2 separate regions of the Homo sapiens genome follow, and region 1 is linked to region 2. A link is an interaction called in ENCODE POLR2A ChIA-PET data of the cell type or tissue named here. Cell type or tissue: B cell. All regions are shown on one strand. Each heading gives the region's core, and the rest is flanking DNA. Links, peaks and the distances in the headings are about the cores only. Region 1 has its middle 23 kb from the start of RAD23B. Region 2 overlaps RAD23B (RAD23 nucleotide excision repair protein B).

What was found. Peaks named below come from ENCODE experiments on the same cell type or tissue, not always from the same donor. Only the 100,000 strongest peaks of a DNase experiment are listed, where the experiment ranks them.
Region 1: POLR2A ChIA-PET joins it to region 2 with 8 read pairs; 8 of 35 experiments call an interaction of 5 or more read pairs at or near these places.

Annotation. Positions count from the first base shown.
Region 1 is chr9:107,259,312-107,262,230 of GRCh38, reverse strand. No RefSeq gene overlaps it. Among named protein-coding and RNA genes, the nearest start is that of RAD23B, 23 kb to the left of the region's middle. In B cell, for the core only: no CTCF peak of the experiment used is centred there; DNase peaks (open chromatin) are centred at 900 and 1,590; H3K4me3 peaks cover 1,100 bases; H3K27ac peaks cover 504 bases.
Region 2 is chr9:107,315,713-107,318,631 of GRCh38, reverse strand. The region is part of intron 5 of RAD23B (RAD23 nucleotide excision repair protein B); the gene reads right to left. Among named protein-coding and RNA genes, the nearest start is that of RAD23B, 34 kb to the right of the region's middle. In B cell, for the core only: no CTCF peak of the experiment used is centred there; a DNase peak (open chromatin) is centred at 1,342; H3K27ac peaks cover 598 bases.

The sequences.
Region 1 (2,919 bases), core at 151-2,650, 56 kb after region 2:
ACATGTTCATTTTTATTACATTTAATAACTATTCCTATTTTAAGGCTCCCTGAGGACAACACTGCCTTAAAATCCTTTATACCCCTATAGTTCCATAAATTTAATAAGAGCTTAATGTACTTTTAAAAAAAAGAATGCTTTATGATTACTGATCATTGAATCAAATTGAAAATATTAGTCACTCTGTACCTTGATTATAGGACCCAGCATATAAGGGATTTTTTTAAATGTTTATTGAATTAAAGAATTGAATATATTCTTATTCTGAGAGATTTTATTTTCAAAGAAAACCATATTTTTTCAATTAAGTGATGTTGACAGGATTAGAAAATGAGATTATTGTATATGTTGTATTACACAATGCACATAGTAAAAAGAGAATAACACAAATACCAAAAAATAATTTCTACAGCCATTTTCAAAACAAATACTGGATTCCCACTTTAAGATGGTGAATTAAAACTGAGTTCATTTTTTTCTCCTCTAAATCTTTTTGAAGTAATTTCAAAAAACGTCCCAAAACACAACAGCTTTGGAAACCAAAACAAAGTGATGTGATAGTTATACAAAAATGATCCCAGTGAACCACGCTTGTTGGTACTTATTCCTCTGTGTAGTCTCCTCCCATATTGCAGGTGGACTTTAATCAATAAAATGCAGTGACAGTGATGCTGTAGCATTTTGGATTTAAGCCTTTAAAAGTCCTGGCACCTTCCTTTTTTGCACTCATGAAAGCGGACCATAATGTATGCATCCAGCTACCACGCTGTAGAAAGTGGTCATGTGTAGAAACCCTGGAGGATGAGATACCCCTAAGGATGAGGAGACAGGCCATGTGGAGAAGCATCAAGTTGCTAGACATGTGAGAGAAGTCATCTTGGATGTCTCCATGCAGCACAGCCTCCAGAGGACTGCCGTCCTAGCTGCTATCTATGACTGCATGAGAGACCAGAAGTGAGACCAGAAGAACAGCTCAGCTAAACTCAGTCAACACAGAGGCTCATAAGATAATAATAAATTGTTGTTTTAAACCACTACGTTTTTGGTAGATTGTACTCAGCTATAGTTCTGAAAGCTATAAAGCATCTGGAAATAGATTGACAGAAAAAAAAGAAAACACGTAAATTTTTCTGTATGAGTTCAAAGAAGAAAATTCCAAGCTCAGAGCCCAGGCACAGCTGTTAGGAGCCAGCCCTGAGGCAATTCACAGAACTAGGGGCTGGGAAGTGAACTGAAGGACTTCAGAAATTGCTAGCCTTCACTGTGCTAGATGTACTTGCTAACTGAAATTTGCCACAGTCAGTTCCTAAGCTGGGAGCTAAGGAGTTCAGTGGGATCAGTGCCCCTTCAGGTTACCATTATACATTGAATGTGTCACCTCCGCAGTTAAATCCCACAGCATCTCTTAGGATCCCAAAGTCAGAGGCTGGAATATTTGACAGTGTCAGGAGTGTGGGTGTGGGCAGAAACATCAAAACAAAGAATTAGGAGAGCTTCATTTATTCTGCTCGAGGGAGTTTCTAAACTGCCTCTAGGGAGGTGAGTAACTGAACCGATTCAAAGAGCAAAGGTTGAGCCTTACTGAGCTTGTTGTTCTCACCAAATAAAGGGGGAAGTGGAAACAAACAAAACCACAAAGGGAGAGATCTTTTAGCCAGTGCAATAATAAGAGCTATCACTTATATGCCATTTACCATGTGTTAAAGGCCACTGTTCCAGTTCACTCACAACCTTATAGAAAACCGTGGTAAAGAGGTTTGTGGTGTATGAATGGCAGCAGCCTGATCTTAGAGTTATAAACACAAGGCGATAAAAGTGACATTTCAAATCAGTGGGAAAAGAATGGATGCTCCAATAATAGCAAGTTCCTAATGCAGAAATTCGGCCAGTTATAGGTGGGTCAAATATTCCAGCTATGAAAAATTAAAATAAAGACAAAGATAAACCATGTGCTATGTTCAATTAATAGAGTGTGATTACAAATCAGTAAAAAAAATTGAGTGCCCTAAACTTGCCAAATTATATGGACAGACAACAAACAAATGAAAAATACAAGTGGTCAATAAATACACATTTGGAAATGCACTCCGTCTGGGTACGGTGGCTCACGCCTATAATCCCAGCACTTTGGGAGGCTGAGGCGGGTGGATCAATTGAGGTCAGGAGTTCAAGACCAGGCTGGCCAACATGGTGAAACCCTATCTCTACTAAAAACACAAAAATTAGTCAGGAGTGGTGGCACACACGTGTAGTCCCACCTACTCAGGAGGCTGAGGCAGGAGAATCGCTTGAATCCAGGAGGTGGAGGTTGCAGTGAGCCAAGATCGTGCCAATGCACTGCAGCCTGGGCAACAGAGTGAGATTCCGCTTCAAAAAAAAAAGAAAAGAAAAGAAAAGAAAAAGCACTCCAAGGCTGAGACTGGAAGATCGCTTAAGTCGGTGAGGTCGAGGCTGCAGTGAGCTATGATCGTCCGATTTCACTCCAGCCTAGGTGACAGAGCGAGATCCTATCTCAAATAGATAAATAGACAAAAAATAAAAAATAAAAAAGCATTCCACTTCACCAGTATTCAAACTCAACAGGAGTGATAACAACATATTAGTTATCACATATGGAACTTACAAGGAAATAATTTGAGGCAATATGCCTTATTAAATATTTAACCTTCATATGAAGTTGGAAAATGCCAAACAAGGTGATGCTGGGACAAAATGGAACAAATTGAATATTGAAAAAGATTATGTGATGAAAGTGACAATCAAATAAAGAAAAGGAAGATTACTTGGTTACATTATATTGGGACCATTAATTAAATGAAAAAAAAATCAGTTGGATTTATATCCTATACCATAGACTAAAATCATTCCAAACAGATGAGGGACTTACGTGTGAAAAATGAAACCTTTAAACAACTAGCA
Region 2 (2,919 bases), core at 204-2,703:
TAACAGTATAAATTACAACATATATGTAGTAGGTAATGGTCCCCCAAAGATGCCCTCTGGTTTGATCCCTGGAACCTATAAATAGGTTACAAGGCAAAGGGAAATTGCGGTTATAGATAAAATTAAGGTTGCTAATCAGCTGACTTTAAGACAGAGACCTCATTCTGGATTATCCAGGTGGGTCCAGTGTAATGACATGAATCCTTAATAGTAGTAGGAGGAGGCAGATGAGAGGGTCAGAGAAACAGGTGTGAGGAGGAGGAGACAAAACCAGGATGAGAGATGTTATGCTGTTGCCTTTGAAGATGCAGAAAGGGGCTACCAGCCAAGGTATGGTAGGACAGGATCAGGAAAAAAATTCTTCCCCGGAGTCTCCAAAAAGGAATGCCGGCTCCCTGATTTTAGTACAGTGAGCCCTGTGTCACACTTCTAACCTACAGTACTAGAAGACAGTTAATCTGTGTTGTTCTACACCAATAAGTTTGTGGTAACTTACTACAGTAGCAACAGGAAACTCATATAATATGTTTCAGAGTACAATAGAAAAATGAGGTATGAAGGTAAGGGAGAATTAGCAGGAGGTCAGGGAAGGCAACTGGTAAGAAGAGACACCAAATTCTGAAAACATGCTGGGGAAGGGATGGTATTTCAAACCATCAACTCCGATGGAACAAGTTCACAGTTTCCCTTTGATACCTTATATAACTGAAACGGGGGAAAGAGAGGTTAGGAGCTAGAAAGTTAAAATCTTGTACACTATACAAAGTTGGTAAAATGCCCAAAGCGCTAATATTCCAAGTCACTTCTTACAGACTCCTATGCTCCCTCCTCTCAATACAGACAACACTCTGAATAAATGAAACCTATTTTCCTCATAAACTTACCTCACTTAAAACTATCCTTTCTTCTGCTTGTGTTCTGGGGACCATTACCTTTATTGTTGCCTCACACTCAAACCAAACTGGATTTGGTTATCCTCCCTCTTCTCCACCAACATCTTTACCCCTCTGTGTAATTATCCTGGGTCAGTAGTTAACTATGTCCTATATTTCACTCTAAAACAAAAACACACCTCCCACCTTTGACTTCATCCTAATTCCTCTTTGAGGAACCATCTGCTGTCTTCTCATCACAGCCATAGCTATTGAACATGTGTCCACTTTCTCACATTCCACTCATTCCTCAACTAATTGCAATTCAGATTTCCCTCTCAAATGTGTCCCACCATTGTCTGTCTGCTCTCTTTAAACAAATGGCACCTCTATTTACCTAAGCACTTGGACAAAAACCCTGGTGATTTCAGTTCCTTTTCCTCTTCCTTCCACACCTCACTTACCAGCATACCTGGTAGGTCCTATCTCTAAATTACACCCCAAACCCATCTCTTCATTCTCTACTGTCATCACTGAAGACAAGCCCACAACAGTCTCTAGATGGGATTACACCCTGTTTCCAACTCTTGTCTCCATATCTATAATCTGTTCTTCAGCCAGTTGCAAAAGTCAAGTAAACACACACACACACACACACACACACGCACGCGTGTGCGCAAAACCCCTCATTTTATTTCTGGCTCCCAGCCCTCAACAATCCTCCACCCACCACACTCATCTTCCCGGTGTTACTTCAGCAGGCCACACCTTTTCCTGCCCCAGGGCCTTTACACAACACCAGCCATCTTAGATGGCCAGTTCCTTCAACATGCTTCAGTTCCATATTTAAAAGGCATTGCCTAGTCATCCTAGGTAGCCTTCTGTTTTTTCTTTAGGGAAGCCCTTTGTGTTAATATCACTTATCTTTTTTTTTTTTTAATGTTTCATTATTTTTTTCTTGCCCCAACTGAATGCAAGTTTGACTGTGCAGGAAACCATGTCATTCTGCATGTTTCCCTGATACACAGCTGAAACCGAGTATCTGTTGAATAATTTTTTTCTGCAGAATTTTCAAAAATAAAGGTGTTTAATAGCTAAAAACCCCCAAATATCACAAACAGATTAAGCATTTGATATCTTGCTTAAAATAATGACTTTCCTTTTCCCATCCCATAAAACAATAAATTTTAATTATTTATTTTCTTATCTACTGATATAATTCGAGCACAAAGCAACTCAAGTAGCAATACATGTTCAGTAACCTAATTCCCAGATACAGAAATCAGTATCAATACAAACGAAATTACGAGCTACAAAAAATCAGAACTGCACTATTTTAACATGGTGTTTCTCATTTAGTTCTCTCTCACTACTTCATAAGAAAGGTTTAATTTCAACTCCTTTAAAAGATGAGGAGGGTACAGCTTGGAGAGATTAATAATTTGGTAAAGACTAGGTATGGTGGCTCACGCCTGTAATCCCAGCACTTGGGAGGCCGAGGCGGGCAGATCACGAGATCAGGAGATCGAGACCATCCTGGCCAACATGGTGAAACCCCGCCTCTACTAAAAATACAAAAAAAATTAGCTGGGCATGGTGGCACGTGCCTGTAGTCCCACCTACTCAGGAGGCTGAGGCAGGAGAATTGCTTGAACCCCGGAGGCGGAGATTGCAGTGAGCCAAGATCACGCCACTGCACTCCAGTCTGGCGACAGAGCAAGACTGTCTCCAAAAAAAAAAAAAATTCGTAAAAGTATTAAGTCATGGTGCAGAGATACAAACACAGGCTGACAGTCAAGAGTCTCCACACCTAATCATTACACTATGACTCCTAAAATCATGTTTCCTAGTTAAATTATACAATCTCAAAAAAATACCCATAAGCAATGTGATACTTTTTAGATCTTAAAAGTCCAAAGGCAAATGACTTGTAAAAAGAACTAGAGAGGCCAGCACAGTGGCTCGCACCTGTAATCCCAGCACTCTGGGAGGCCGAGGCAGGCGGATCACCTAAGATCAGGAGTTCGAGACCAGCCTGGCCAACATG